Linked DNA regions of Homo sapiens: region 2 is linked to region 1. The links are chromatin loops, found by intact Hi-C in ENCODE. Cell type or tissue: ascending aorta. All regions are shown on one strand.

Evidence for each region. A loop is a pair of places that touch in the nucleus more often than their neighbours do. Peaks named below come from ENCODE experiments on the same cell type or tissue, not always from the same donor. Only the 100,000 strongest peaks of a DNase experiment are listed, where the experiment ranks them.
Region 2: it touches region 1 in a loop (4-fold over the local background); 2 of 110 quality-filtered maps call a loop at or near these places.

The regions. Positions count from the first base shown.
Region 1 is chr10:63,708,666-63,716,665 of GRCh38, forward strand. No RefSeq gene overlaps it. Among named protein-coding and RNA genes, the nearest start is that of REEP3, 190 kb to the left of the region's middle. RefSeq lists an enhancer at 4,611-5,289. In ascending aorta, no CTCF peak of the experiment used is centred here; DNase peaks (open chromatin) are centred at 3,406, 3,756, 4,845, 5,296 and 1 weaker place; H3K27ac peaks cover 5,103 bases.
Region 2 is chr10:63,111,548-63,119,547 of GRCh38, forward strand. No RefSeq gene overlaps it. Among named protein-coding and RNA genes, the nearest start is that of NRBF2, 18 kb to the right of the region's middle. In ascending aorta, no CTCF peak of the experiment used is centred here; DNase peaks (open chromatin) are centred at 2,594, 4,077 and 4,384; H3K27ac peaks cover 2,634 bases.

The sequences.
Region 1 (8,000 bases):
TGTTTTCATCTATCCTGTAGATGAGTGCATTCAAAGTTCTATGTTTACAGAGGTCACCGGGGGATCTCGTTAAAGTGCAGATTCTCATCCAGTAGACTTGGGGCACTACCTGAGATTCTGTATTTATAGTAAATTACCAGGTGATGCCAACAATGCTGGTTCTGGAACTGCGTTTTCAGGAGCAAGCCTGTATTAGGTGTTCTTGATGCCAAACTAGTATCTATTCTCTCCTCCCCCTTTCCTGGTAGCAGAGAAGTCTTTATCTAAGGATCCACTTCCATCCCTATACAGTCCATGTGCTTTGGGGGAAATTAAACACACTCCTAGCGCTCGTGATGGGTACCAATTGCTTTAAGCTAATCAGTCATTCAAGGTGATTTCAATGTCCCAGAACCTGAAACAGTGGCTAATATGTAGTAGGTATTCCATAAATATTTGTTCAATGAATATATGAGTTGATGTGAGCATAAATGTGTGAATTAAGGGCCAGGCGTGGTGGCTTACACCTGTAATCACACAACTTTGGGAGGTCGAGGTGGGCAGATCACTTGACCTCAGGAGTTCGAGACCAACCTGGGCAACATGGTGAAACCTTGTCTCTACAAAAAATACAAAGATTAGCCAGGCATTGTGGCGGGTGACTGTGGTCCCAGCTACTTGGGAGGCCGAGGTGGGAGGATTGCTTGAGTCTGGGAGGTGGAGGTTACTGTGAGCTGAGATCGTACTACTGCACTCCAGCCTGGGTGACAGAGTAAGAACCTGTCTCAAAACAACAACAACAACAACAACAAATATGTCAATTAAACTTACTCGATTTAGGTGAATCTCAGGACACTGGCTGGAATGCTGGTCTAGAAGCCCTCTTTGCCATCAGATGTAACTATTAGAGACTTGATTGTGACTGTCAGCATTTCTACAACCATTGGGAGAGTCAGCCTTAAAAAAAGGCTGACACGGCTGGGCGCAGTGGCTTAACGCCTGTAATCCCAGCACTTTGGGAGGCCAAGGCCGGTGGATCACGAGGTCAGGAGTCCAAGACCAGCCTGGGCAAGATGGTGAAACCCCGTCTCTACTAAAAATACAAAAATTAGCCAGGTGTGGTGGAGGGTGCCTGTAATCCCAGCTACTAGGGAGGCTGAGGCAGAGAATTACTTGAACCCAGGAGGTGGAGGTTGCAGCGAGCCGAGATCATGCCACTGCACTATAGCCTGGGCAACAGAGTAAGACTCCATCTCAAAAAAAAAAAAAAAAGGAAAAAGCTGACATGGCTGGGCGCCGTGGCTCACGCCTGTAATCCCAGCACATTGGGAGGCTGCAGCAGGCGGATCACCTGCGGTAAGGAGTTCGAGACAGCCTGGCTGACATGGCGAAACCCCATCTCTACTAAAAATACAAGAAAAATTAGCCGGGTGTGGTGGCGGGCACCTGTAATCCCATCTACTTGGGAGGCTGAGGCAGGAGAATCACTTGAATCCAGGAGGTGGAGGTTGCAGTGAGCTGAGATAGTGCCATTGCACTCCAGCCTGGGCAACAAGAGCGAAACTCCATCTCAAAAAAAAAAAAAAAAAAAAGAAAAAGAAAAATGCTGACACTAGTGAAGGTAGGACAGAGAGAGAGAAATGGGCCATTGATAGCATCATTAAAACACTGGATTAACTACTCTATGCCCACCCTAACAATTATGTGAAACAATAAATTCCCTTCAATTTTAAAGCCAGTTTTAGTTGGATTTTCTGTTACAACACAAAGAGTCTTAATCAACAATGGGGAAATGACTTATTCCATTCCTAGGCCATCCCACTTTGGTACAATGTGGGTTCCTTCATAGTCACCCTGGTCAGAAAACACCAGGATCAGAAGGCGTTCCAAAATACCCCTTGGTATGAATTTAGAAACAGGCTTTATTGTAGAAACATACAAAGCAAGTGTCAGCAGGCAAAAGAGTCATCTACAATCTCCCAGCCTTTCATGAATCCAAGAAAATGAATCTTTTAGAATATGGCAAGTTATGTTTTAGGGGAAGGACTCTACCTCCTTATTGCTTTCCATGTGGAGAGAGGATCAGAACAACTTATCAGTGGGGATGGAAATAGGTACTGGGGCACCAGGCAGTCTGAGTTATGTGTTAGATGTTCTGAGAAGTTGTCTGGGAAAGCCAGCTTTCCAGTTCTGGAGATTTGAGGACTGTGGAGAGTGGTAGCTCATATGAGTAGGGTGGGAAAGAAACTGCCAGTTCTGTGGGAAGCTAAATTTAGGGCAGCCCACCCCACTGGGAGAAGGGGGGAAGCCCCTGTTCCACTTGGCTTGTCCAAGCCACCCCAAGTGACCTCCCAGAGTCCCTTTTAGACAACTTTGCTTGTCATACACCAAACTAAACCCTTGACCCAGCCAGTTGCTTAAAATCCTTCATCTGCTTCACCACTGCCTTCAGGGTAAAGTCCAAGGAGTTGGTTGTCCGAGAGTCACCATCTGGCCCAACCCAACTATTTGGTCTTTCCGTGTCACCCTCCACCTTATACTGTAAACTCCAACTGTCCTGGATGACCTGCTGTGCTCCAAGCATTTCATGTAACAAAAGCTTTCAGTGTCTGGAAGACTTTTGCACCATGCGTCTTCCTGGAATGTATCTTGCTGAGCACTCTGTCCCCCAAATTTTGTCATGATCAAAGCCTGCTCATCATCTGTTTCAGCTCCACTGTTTCTCTCTCTGGAAAACATTCCCAGATCTTTAATCCCCATACCCTGCATAATTAATCATTGCTTCCTCAGAGTTCCCATGGCACTTGGTTCACACTGCTAGCATGCACTTATCACCTTGTTAAGCAACACATCCACGGCCTCCCCTAGATTACCAGTTTCCTGAGCACAGAGACCTTGTCTTACTTGTCTTTACAGCTTAAGCCGTACTGGGCTGCTCTCCATGGGACTGAGCCTGCTGGCCGCACTGTGGCATCCTGCCCTTTATTCTGTATTAGGGAGCATACCTTACGGCCAAGGCTTACTGAGCAGTTGTACAGGCCTTTCCCTGGTGATAAGAGAATCTGAAGAGGACTAGGTACACCTTGTCAAAATGCTGGAATTTGTATCCAGGTTGGAGAGTGCCTAACACATTTGGGAAGAAACAAAATTGGGGTAAGAAGCAGCCCGATTTTTTAAAATAAGTTCTTAAAGGGTCAGTGGGACCGAATGCCTTGAGGAATAGCTACTGATACAGAAGATGACCTAGTTTGTAAAAAGAACAGCATAATATTTTAAATAAAGGTTTTCCTCCTTTTGACCTTTTTCCAGTATGACTGTATTGCTGTTAACTTTATTACTGAAGCTTAATGCCCACGATACCAGGAAGCACTTCTAGAAACAGCTGTGAATGTGGCCATTCATGGGTTTTGCCCCCACCATCAGGGCATGTGGGGAGGGATTTCTGTTTCCGCTGCCATGGTGCCTGTGTTTTTCCTGTGAGTACTAATGAAAGGCCCTTAAATTAGACCACACAGAGTTAAGGGAAATTGTTTATTCCTTCATTTTCATCATACCAAGGAACTTCAGAGATTTGGATCTATACACTTTGACCTCTAAGGAGTTTTAGAACAAAGGTGTGATGTCCAGAAAGATAAGAATCAGCAGGTCACATGGCTTTTCTGAAGGTTTATTCAGTCATCCCAGGACATCTAAAGGCAGGCAGATGCCAAAGTACACACGGGGCATTGGGTGTGAGCCTGATGAGAGCAGAGACCGGGAGGCCTAATGGAGGGGCTGGCACAGTGACAGTCTTCAGGACTAGTCTGGCCTGTGCAGCAGCTGCACATGTTCCTGGGATCAGAGCCAGCTGGTGGCTCATGGCAGTGGTTTCTGGGTCCTGGCTCCACCCCAAGACAGGCTCGAGCTCCTTAGCCCTGACCTGGCAATAGCTTTGTTCTGGCTTCACACTGAAGTTTGGCTGCTGAGCCAGAAGGTGAAGGCAGAACCTTGCACTGTCACCCATGCCCTCCTTCCAGCCTGATACACGGGCTGCCCCAGGCAGGGCCAGGGACCAGTGGGAAAAACCAGTCCTCCGGGGTGAAACTTCCATCATCCTCAAAACTTTTGTAGTGGTCTTGCCCTCTTTGGGTCTTCTGGGGGCACTTCAGTGTTGCTATCTGTGCATAAGGCCTCAGGTTAAAGTAGATGTCATATGGGATGGAGCAGAAATCTGGCAGGAGATGCCCTGGCTGTAACAATCCAGAAACATTCAGAGATGACTCTGAGACTGGATTTCAAAACTGGCTTTGGTTTTGCAAGAAATGCCACCCCAGATCTGGTTCTCCAAAATACAGTATCAGGAAACCCACAAAATAAGATGGATTTTAATCTCTATTAGAACATTTCCCAAACATTCCAAATAAAACATCACTAGTGACACTATTGGATATTGATGCTTTCAGTCTTTCCTCAAGTGTGGATAAAGCATCTTCAGAACATTTTAGTAGCTTTATTGATTGGAACAGGCAATCTAAGTAAAAGCAAAGTGCTTGCTATGCAAATAAAGCTTCTAGACAAGACTCCAGTCTCCCTCTGGCAGCAGCTTGCCATCCCAAACCCCTCCCATCTGGGACTCTGAAATCTGCTTTTAAAATACAGTCTGTATTTGCATGTCCCAACACCCCCCTCCTTGTTTTAGTCTAATTCTCCCAGGTTGAGAGAAACACAATAAAGGAAATTTTGTTGTTGTTGTTTTCAGTGCTTCCTTTTCACAGACTCTTTTTTTGGAAACCGCAACCTCGGATCCCAGCAGAGCTTCCTGGGGACTTGAAGAACATCAATCAGTTTCGCAGCTGGAGGCCGAGGCTTTCCTCAGGGAAGACTTTTTACATAAAACAGATTGTACTTTGTCCTTGCCAGGGCAGACAAAGATTTAAATTAAATATGCAGAAAGCTCCAGTTGGCTGCCTGCCACAGCCTGGGAGAGGGGGAAGGGAGATTGTGTCCCCACTCTCCTTCCTTTCTCTCTAGTTGTTTCTTTTTCCCATTTCTGTTATTACAGTGATAGGAGCCAGCAGTTAAGAGACTTGGGCTTTAAGCTGGGATTTTCTGTAAATTCACTGTGTGATGTGATACAAGTCACTCAGCCTCTGGGACCTCAGTTTCCTCTTCTACAATGAAGAGTTTGAATGAGATGATCTTTGAAAGTCTTTTCCGTATTTAACCTTCCAAGTTATCTCCAAACTCAGATGCATGCTTTTCCAGCAAATACCCTAAGCCTCATCTATGAGTAATGCATCCTCACTGTTCCTGGGGTGACTGGAAGGACCTGGCCTGTTTTCCCATACACCTCACGGGCCAAGCAGTCACGTTATAAGGGAGGGAGGCCCAGTAAAACATGGTAAGTGGCAACTGACTTTGTATCTCAGTTTTAGGGAGTATAAGAGAATGGTGGGGATTGTGGCAAACTGAAGAGAAAGAGTCTTCCCAAAAAGGGGCATCCTCTACCCAAGTTGACTCAAGTCAGTTGTTGCCACTGGGAATGTGGGTCACTGGGACAGCCAGTTCTTCGTGTGGTGTTTTTTTTTTTTTTTTTTTTTTTTTGAGATGGAGTCTCACTCTTTCTCCCAGGCTAGAGTGCACTGGTGCGATCTCGGCTCACTGCAACCTCCGCCTCCTGGGTTCAAGCTATTCTCCTGCCTCAGTCTCCCAAGTAACTGGTATTATAGGCATGCGCCACCATGCCTGGCTACTTTTTTGCATTTTTAGTAGAGATGGGGTTTCACCATGTTAGCCAGGCTGGTCTCGAAATCCCGACCTCAAGTGATCCACCCACCTCAGCTTCCCAGAGTGCTGGGATTACAGGCATGAGCCACCGTGCCTGGCCCAGTTCTTTTTTATAGTGTGAAAGTGCTAAACTTTTAAATATTGGCAATGAATTAAGAAAAACTCTGTGTGCTTCACAAAATAGATAAATAGATCTGTGGGCTGAATTCATCTTGAAGATTAGTTTGCCAGGTCTTCGTGGACCTTAAGAAGATAAGGTCTTCTCTGTCTCAGAACTGTTGAGAAAACCTATGTGTTTAAAAGTGTGTTGTAAGCTGCAGCAAAGTACTAGAGACATAAAAAGCAGAACCTTAATAGGTTGTTCATCATATTTTTCAATATAGAAATTTTACACTGGAGGGTAGGTTTCAGGAAGATAACTTGATCCCTAATCAACTTCCAAATCAAGTCATGGCTGGGGAGTTAATGATTCTGTTCTTTTGTTCATTAAAAATAATTTATAATTTCTACCTCCATATTAAAAATTGATTTCATGCTATTAGCCTTGTGGGAAAAGCAGGCTATAATATAATATATATTTAAACTTCATATTTCTATATTCTGTGGTAAGTGCAGCCTTTTATGTTATGATTAACATATTAAATGAAAGTATCATTTTAGTATAAAATTGAATATGGAAAATTGATATGAGTAATATACATTTTAGTCAATATTTCTGCCATTTGAATTCACAAGGATATAATGTATATCTTCTACAATACTATAATAATTGCAAAAAAAGTATGCAAAGTACAAAAGCAACATGACAGAAGTTCTATTTTCTTTATACTAAAGTATTAAACCTTATCTGCAGAAAGACAGAAAGAGGAACAGAGAGAGAGAGAATCAAATGAAAGTTGAATTTAGTCTTTTAAAACATACATGGTAGCTGAGCGTGGTGGCTCACACCTGTAATTCCAGCACTTTGGGAGGCCGAGGTGGGCAGATCACAAGGTCAGGAGATCGAGACCATCCTGGCTAACATGGTGAAACCCTGTCTCTTCTAAAAATACAAAAAATTGGCCGGGCGTGGTGGCAGGAGCTTGTAGTCCCAGCTACTTGGGAGGCTGAGGCAGGAGAATGGCTTGAACCCGAGAGGCAGAGCTTGCAGTGAGCCGAGATCCGGCCACTGCACTCCAGCCTGGGCGATAGAGCGAGACTCTGTCTCAAAAACAACAACAACAACAACAACAAATACATAGTAGTAGCTAGATTACTTTTGTTTTTTTAACTGTATAAGAAATACAAATTTTAATTTCGGGAATGTGTATGATATATACTGCAGTTTTTAATTTATTTAAGTGATGTGCAAGTAATAGGCACAGGTGATAATTTAGGAAACAAGATAAAGTGAATCCCATATTGAAATGCCATAATTTCAGAGTAAAATAATGGAAATAGTACTTAAATATAAAGCTTTTGCTTTTACATGGATAGATAACAATTCTGTTTTCAATTTTTTTCATGATCTTAGCAACTTAAGACATAAATATTTCATTTCTTTATCCTTTTTTCTAGAGTTTGTCTCATTTTCTTCCCTTGTATTTAAGCTTTTTATCTTTTTGCCTCATGTATATAGTCTCATAGATTTGATCGATTAATGTATAGTTTCTGATGATGGAGTTTAGAACATGCTGCCTCAACATAGAGCATCTTGGCATTTGAGAAAACAAAAGCAGGAAGGACTCTGACCTTCTCCCTTTCTTCTCCTTTGAAGCAGGTCATAAAAGAATTCTCTGACTTTCCTCTGAAGCAGATCATAGTATTGTCATGTGAGAAGTGTCCACCCTATACCCCGAGGAAAGGAGTATCCTTACCTCTGAAGACACAGAAACACAAAGAATCTAAACAAACAGTTCTTGCTAAGTTCTCCCAGTTTATTCTCAATAGGTCATACCCCCTTTGCCCAATCGTCGTACTTCATGGCTATCCACTTCCTCATCAAACTTAGCATAAAAATACACAGGTTTCCCTTTTCTTTGAGTCTTTCTTTCTGAAGCCTCCTGTGGCATATAAAACTTATATTAAATACATTCATGTGCTTTTCTCTTGTTAATCTGTCTTTTGTAGGTACCTCAGCCATGAAGCTAGCAATAGGTGAGGGAAAGAAATCTTTCCTTTCTAAAACTAACTTATAATTTTAAAACACATTTTATGCTTTTAAGCTTTCACTTTAGAATACGTTGAAGGGCGCATGTATATAGTTTTCCTATGAG
Region 2 (8,000 bases), 600 kb before region 1:
TTCAAGACATTAAGTGAAATGGGATCCATGCCCAGGTTCATAGGACTCTATACTTTTTCAACCACAGTCCACAAAATCTTGCCCAAAACTCCGAGTCAGTCAGATATATTTCAGAATTCAGAATTTACTGATTTTAGAAAGATAATATAGTGCCTATACTCTATATTATAGAACAGGGACTGGGAAAGTATCTCACAATCAAACACATTGATAAATCTTTAATGAATCATGTGAATATTCATAAGTGGGTTAAAGAAGGACCAAAAATAGTCTTGTGACAGTTCAGGATGAGTGTGCCATTAAATGAGTGTATAAAAATTTCACCAGCCTGAGCATCACAGTGAGACTCTATCTCTATAAAAAGTTTAAAAATTAGCTGGGGGTGGTGGTGCATGCCTATAGTCCCAGCTACTCGGGAGACTGAGGTGGGGGGATCACTTGAGCCTGTGAGGTGGAGGCTGCAGTGAGCCATGATTGTGCCACTGTACACCAGCCTGGGCAACAGAGCAAGACCCTGTCTCAAAAAAAATAGAAAAAAACAAAAAGAAAAAGAAAAAAAAACAGGCCAGGTGCGGTGGCTCATACCTGTAATCCCAACACTTTGGGAGGCCAAGGAAGTTATCACTTGAGATCAGGAGTTTGAGACCAGCGGGGCCAACATGGTGAAACCCTGTCTGTACTAAAAATACAAAAGTTAGCTGGACATGGTGGCACAGGGACCTCTAGTCCCAGCTACTTGGTTGGCTAAACACGAGAATTGCTTGAACTTGGGAGGTGAAGATTGCAGTGAGCCCAGATCGCACCACTGCACTCCAGCTTTGTTCTGTCTCAAAAAAAAAACAAAAACAAAACAAAACAAAACAAAAACCTTGAGAGCAAGGTTCTGTCTCAAAAAAAAAAAGAATTTAGTTTTCAGGGTATATTGGATTTTGAAATTATGGATAAATGATAAATGAGTACCTTCTAAGATAATACTGTATGATAGAAGTCAAAAAAATAGAGTTTCAAGAAAAAAGTGGTGTTAAATATTACTGTGAGATGAAGGACAAGAATTGAAGAAAAGTCATTAAACTTGATGATCAAGAGCTTAGTAGAGATATCTTCAGAAGCACCTTGTTTAACTGCATAAAGTAATGGGAACAGAAGTCAGCTCTTAAGGGGTTAAAGAGTAAGACAATCTTCATATCCAGTAAAATTGTTAAAATTAAAAAGACAAAGAATACAAACTATTGACAACCTTTTAAAGCAAGTGGCATTTTAATTCACTGCTGGTGGTAGTGTATTTTGAAAAACTGTTTGGCGATCTCTGCTAAAGCCAAACATATGCATAATCCTTGATGCAGCAATTCTAGCCTATATAAGTGTTTAGCTAAATGCATGCACATGAACTCAGGAAAACATGTACAGGAATGTTCACATCAGCTTTGTTTTGGAGTAGTGGTGGATATTCATTACATTGTAAATCAAATTAACTACAAACAAAAGGTACCATGCATGAACCACTGATGACAATTGGTCATGAACCAAGGATTATAATTTATTCAAATCTGTGCGGTAAGGTTCATAAGAAAAGGGGAAGAATGTAAGTCATTAATGAGAAGGCACCTATCCAAAAAGGGATTAAGCCAGGTGCAGTGGCTCACACCTGTAACCCCAGCACTTTGGGAGGCCAAGGCAGGCAGATTACTTGAGGCCAGGAGTTTGAGACCAGCCTGGCCAACATGGTGAAACCCCTTCTCTACTAAAAATCCAAAAATTAGCCAGGCATGGTGGCACGCACCTGTAATCCCAGCTACTAGGGAGGCTGAGGCAGGAGAATCGCTTGAACCTGGGAGATGGAGGTTGCAGTGAGCTGAGATCTCGCCACTGCACTACAGCCTGGGTGACAGAGCGAGATTCTGTCCCAAAAAAACAACAAAAAAAAAGGATTAATTATTTATACGTTTACAAAGTAAACATCCTGTTAAAGCCAGCCAAGAATATTTGCTCCATGATGATGGAAGAAGTCTAGAGGTTTCTGCAAATTATTTCAATATTGTGACCAAAACTTTTCCAATTGGTCCATTTCTCTCTCTTCTTTTTTTTTTTTTTTTTTTTTTTTTTTTGAGACAGAGTCTCGCTCTCTCGCTCCGTCACCCAAGCTGGAGTGCAGTGGCACGATCTCGGCTCACTGCAAGCTCTGCCTCCCAGGTTCACGCCATTCTTCTGCCTCAGCCTCCTGAGTAGCTGGGACTACAGGCACCCGCCACCACGCCCGGCTAATTTTTTTTGTATTTTTTTAGTAGAGACAGGGTTTCACTGTGTTAGCCAGGATGGTCTCGATCTCCTGACCTCGTGATCCTCCTGCCTTGGCCTCCCAAAGTGCTGGGATTACAGGCATGAGCCACCGCGCCCGGCTCCAATTGGTCCATTTCTCTAATTACTTTGCTCCCTTCCCCAAAACCCTGAACTGGAAAAAAATGAAAAAAAAAAGCCTGTGATATATATGGCAATCATGCTGGGAAAGTCAGAGCCCTGCAGATTTTAGAAATGACAAGGGAGAACTCAGTGTAGAATAACCTGTGTCTAGCCAAAGCTGAAGCCTGGCCAGGCTCCATGTATGTTGTGAAAATTCTTTGGCCACAGTCCTGATGTCCTAACATCTGAGGTTGCATCATTCTTCCCGTAGTTGCTTCTGGACTGAGTGTCAACAGCGTATGATGAAAACATGTCAGGGTAGAGGTAAAAGGTATTTGTCATATTTTCTTTTTCTTCCTTCCTTCCTTCCACAGAAGAGTGGAGAAAATATTTTAAAAGACCACCACAGAAATAAAGAATACAGTGAAAATGAAAGGTAGAAAATTCAATTCATGGTAAAATTCTTATTTTTCCTGTGCTGTTTGGCTTGACCCTTCCCTTTCCTGAAGCCCTCATATGGCTTCCCAAGATGTCAAACACATATCTTCTGTGCTAGTATCATTTAGGAGGGACAGCAGCAGGCAGCATGGAACACAGGAGAAACAAAATAGATTAACAGTGGATTGAAGAATCTTGGCAACTGTGGAAAATACTTTTAAAAGGAGGCTGGAGGCAAATTTCTCTTAGAAAATTTAATAGCAGAGGCCTGGCACGGTAGCTCACACCTGTAATCCCAGCACTTTGGAAGGTCGAGGAAGGCAGATCACTTGAGGTCAGGAGTTTGAGACCAGCCTGGCCAACATGGTGAAACTCCACCTCTTCTAAAAATCCAAAAATTAGATGGGCATGGTGGCAGGCACCTGTAATCCCAGCTACTCAGGGGGCTGAGGCAGGAGAATCGCTTGAACCTGGGAGGCAGAAGTTGCAGTGGGCCGAGATCACACCATTGCACTCCGGCCAGGGGGACAGAGAGAGGCTCTGTCTCAAAAAAATAAAAAGAAAAGGAAAGAAAACTTAAGAGCAGTTGCTGAATTTATGCCTTATGATTTAGATCATTTCTAAGTGTCCTCTCACTGACCTTTACTTAAGGCCATGATACTCTACCATCTTCTAATATCTCATGATTCCCTTGATCCCTTCCCAGTATGTGACCACTCTATTTGAAATAAAGTCCAGATTGACTAGCATTTTCCGTCAAAGGGTCAGAGGAAGAGGTGGAACTGGAAGTTTGAGGTCTGTATAATTGGGGGTAGTGAATACAGTGGATGGAAAGGATTTGATTAGGATGTCTTAGTGTCCTGAAGTGCCTGGAAAGAAAATGTAGGTAAAAGGGATTTCCCTTGTGTCCAACCCAGCATAGATCAACAGGTAAGTTATATATATATATATATATATATATAAATTCGCCAGGCTGGAGTGTGGTGGCACTATCTTGGCTCACTGCAATCTCTGCCACCCGGGTTCAAGCGATTCTCCTGCCTCAGCCTCCTGAGAAGCTGGGACTACAGGCACGTGCCATCACGCCCAGCTAATTTTTGTATTTTTAGTAGAGACAGGGTTTCACCATGTTGGCCAGGATGGTCTTGATCTCTTGACCTTGTGATCCACCTGCCTTGGCCTCCCAAGTGCTGGGATTACAGGTGTGAGCCACAGCACCCAGCTGAAGTTATATTTTATAGATAGAAAAAAGGCAGCACTACTGGTGCACCAGAAGCTGAGTGGTCCAAGGACATTAGGATTCTGGAGGGTTCGCTTCAGCTTCCTTTTTTGAGAAACACTAACTTAGTACAAAGTCGATTGAATCATTGCCTTTCTGCATTTATTTGACTGCCGTTTCCCAAATGTCAGCTTACTGAATAAAAAACTACCCTGAAATTCTGCTTTCCTTGGACTCTCCTCTATTGAACTTGGTTGAATAGAATGCCTGACTCCTGCCTAACTTGGCTTTGTTCACCCTGGCTCAGGCTGAAGCAACTGGACAAGTTGGCTCAGAGTCCGAGGAGTTAGAGCCTGCTGACCTCACAGCTACCCTCCCCCTTCTCACATGGCCAGTTCCTGCCCAGTCTAGTTTGTGAATAGTTCTTGGAAAATACCCTGGAGGAGAATAGAGTCACTAACAATAGCGACTCTCTTTTTAGCCTGAACCTCTTAGTACTCAGGACTGTGAACCTAGGAAAACCAAAAATAACAAATGTAATTGCAGTGGGTTACCCTCTATTTCTATTATTACCAACATCCAGTCATTCTGGTAGATATTTAGCTGCTTGTCGTGGAAAAATAACTGGGTTTATAACCAGACAGAGCTAGATTCAAGACCTAGCTCAGCCATTTATTAATTTTATGACATTGGACAAGTCCCTAATTTGAGCCCGTTAGAATTGAAAGAGGGAATGTACATGTAAGTGCTTGGAAACGTGCAAAGTATTATACAGTACAAAGTCAAACCATTAATATTGGGAAATAGGGATAATTTGAAAGTTTCAGGAAACAGAATAATTTAATTGTTCAAAAAACACTTGAATCAGCCCGAAGCAAAATGGGGCTTACTAGTCAACACCAGTCTTAAAAATAAACAACTAAACTATACTGTAGTTAGTTTCTGTTTAAAGTTAAAGGCAGTCTTCCCTTTTGTTCATGATGAAGTTGGAAATGGGGAAGGACTTATCAGATCCTTTCATATCAGGGAATGACGCAGAAGGATGATGGGCCCTCACACCTATTAAGTACAGGAAAGATGGCCATTGCTTACATGCTGGCTCTGCTGGCAAACTGTTTTTTTTTTTTTTTTCTCTGAAGTTAAGCCCTTGTTTTTGCCACTTAGTATTTTTATTTTATATATAATGAAAGGGGTTGGTTCTTCAGACTTGGGCATATTTTTACCCTATATCACTCTTGTGCATATATAAAAAGGGAAACAGGCCAGGCATGGTGACTCATACCTGTAATCCCAGCACATTGGGAGGCCGAGATGGGCAGATTGCTTGAGCTCAGGAGTTCAAGACCAGCCTAGGCAACATGGCAAAAACCCATCTTTACCAAAAAAGATACAAAAATTAGCCAGGAATGATAGCACAAGCCTGTAGTCCCAGCTACTTGGAGGCTGAGATGGGAGGATCACTTGAGCCCAGGTGGTCGCGTTATCAGTGAGCCAACATTGTGCCATAGCATTCCAGCCTGGGTGACAGAGTGAGACCCTTTTTAAAAAAACAAAACAAAAAAAAAAAGCCCTGGTGCGGTGGCTCACGCCTGTAATCCCAGCACTTTGGGAGGCCAAGGCAGGTGGATCATGAGGTCAAGAGATCGAGACCATCCTGGATAACATGGTGAAACCCCGTCTCTACTAAAAATACAAAAAAAAAAAAAAATTAGCCCAGCGCGGTGGAGGGCGCCTGTAGTCCCAGCTACTCAGGAGGCTGAGGCAGAAGAATAGCGTGAACCCAGGAGGTGGAGCTTGCGGTGAGCCGAGATCGCACCACTGCACTCCAGCCTGGGAGACAGAGCAAGACTCCGTCTCAAAAAAAAAAAAAAAGATACTCCCCCAAGTCCAGATCCCTATGGTAGCTTCCTGCTCTAGTTCTTCTTTAACAGGCTCAGTTTCAAAGATTACCATCTACCTCACTGTTCTCATATCCCGATACAATGATCTCTAGCCCCTGGCTACCCTCTGCTGTCTCCAGAGAGCCCCCAGGTTGCTGCCCTCTATTGTCTTAGACATCATGTCCCTCTCTCTACCAGGTAGTGGGGCCACAGTTCTGTCTTGTAGTAGTGTTGGCTTTGCAGTAGCTTAAGAAAGAGCCTATCCTGCTGGATATCTTACTTGCAGAATCTGAACTAGTTTGTAGAGCAGCTTCCCAATTCCAATGGTGAAATGTCCTAGAATCTTTTATGGTGGGATGGTGCCTGAAGCTCTTGTGAGTGGAGAAGCTGTTGCTGGTGCCTCCTGGGCTGCTTCTGCCCTTGTTCTTTTTGTAATTTATTTATTTACTTTTTAGAGACAGTTTCTGGCTCTGTCACCCAGGCTGGAGTGCAGTGGCCCAATTATAGCTCACCGCACCCTCAAACTCCCGGGTTCAAGCAGTCTTCCCATCTTGGCCTCCCAAAATGCTGGAATTGCAGGTGTGAGCCACCATGCTTAGCCCTTTTTAAAATTTCTAATGGTCTCATGGCTAACGACTGGCAGGAAGATAATTTTCAGATTTACTTATCTTCATTTGTCTTGCTGCTATCTTCACATAACCTCCTGTAATGGAGGATTCTCTAATTTAGAGTTCTATGTTCTGTACCTTCCCCTTGCTTCCTATCTTTCCATCTGGACCTCAGCACTGACCTGGGAAACTCTCTCTCATCCCATTCATTTATGCAGCCTTTATTCTGTTATTATTATTATTTTCAGATCCAGACCTACAGATGCAGCCTTTACTCTATAAGATTGAAAGGAGAGATCTCCCTACTGGCCCTTTTGCTGTTTTCACAACACTCCTGCTAGTGATCTCTACTACTGTAGTCACCACACTCGTTCTGCCTTCTGGGGATCCCTTGGCAGCCCCTGGCCACATGCTAGACATGCTCTCCAAGGATATGCATGAAGCACCCGCACAGCTAATTTAACACCCACTGAGGACGCGCTGGTGGTCCTGCTGTGACCATCCTGGCTCCTTTTCCTCCTGGGCCCTTGCTGGCTGCCCCTGACATTGCTGTGCTATCTGTTCTGGACATGTGGACTTGGATGCAGCCAAGCGCCCAGCACTACTCTGGGGCCTGCTGCTGCCCCTGCTACTCCCAACCCTGCTGTTGTCCCTGTTACTGTCTCTGTGGCAGGCCTTGTAGGTTTTGTGACTACAGAAGAATGCTCTTGGGTGGCTTCACTGGGCAGTCTGCAAACATCATATGTGTGGCAGGTGCACTGGACTCCCTCTCCTACTGCATAATGGAGGTTCATCTTTTTCTCCTGCTCAGCAGAGAAGCTCAGAAAGCAGAAAGTGGGACCAGGACAGTCTGCTCCACTCTCTCCCCATAAATGAGCAAACCAAGGACTTATAACCGGACAGGCTTTTGAGGTAACCAATCCAAGCTTCCACCTGATGCAGGAATCCCTCTCTCTAGCAGGCCTGTCAAATGGTCTGGCTAGTTTTGTTTGAACTATTCCAAAATTAGGGAGGGTACTATTATGGCACCCCAATGAACATCCTCACATACCTTTATTTTCTACCTCTGTGCTAGTATTTCTGTAGAGAAGGTTTCTACAATGGGGATTGCTGAGTCAAGGATATGCACATTTTGCATTTTGATACAGGGAACAGATTGTGCCTGGTTGCACACACATATGTTATAGTGATTTATAAGAAAAAAAAATTCAGAGCATAGCAGTCATGGGAAGACAGATTACAATTCACACAAATGAAAGACTTTCTAATAGTAAAAAAAAAAATCCAATATCAAATATACAAATGTTAGAATTTTAAAATATATCCTACCACAGATTGGTCTGCCTTGATTTGAGTAGTTCAAGGAGAGACTGGATTATCATGATGGTAAAGAGATAATTATAATAATTACAATATTGAGTATGAGATTAGAGCAGCTAATATCCAAGGAATGTCTGA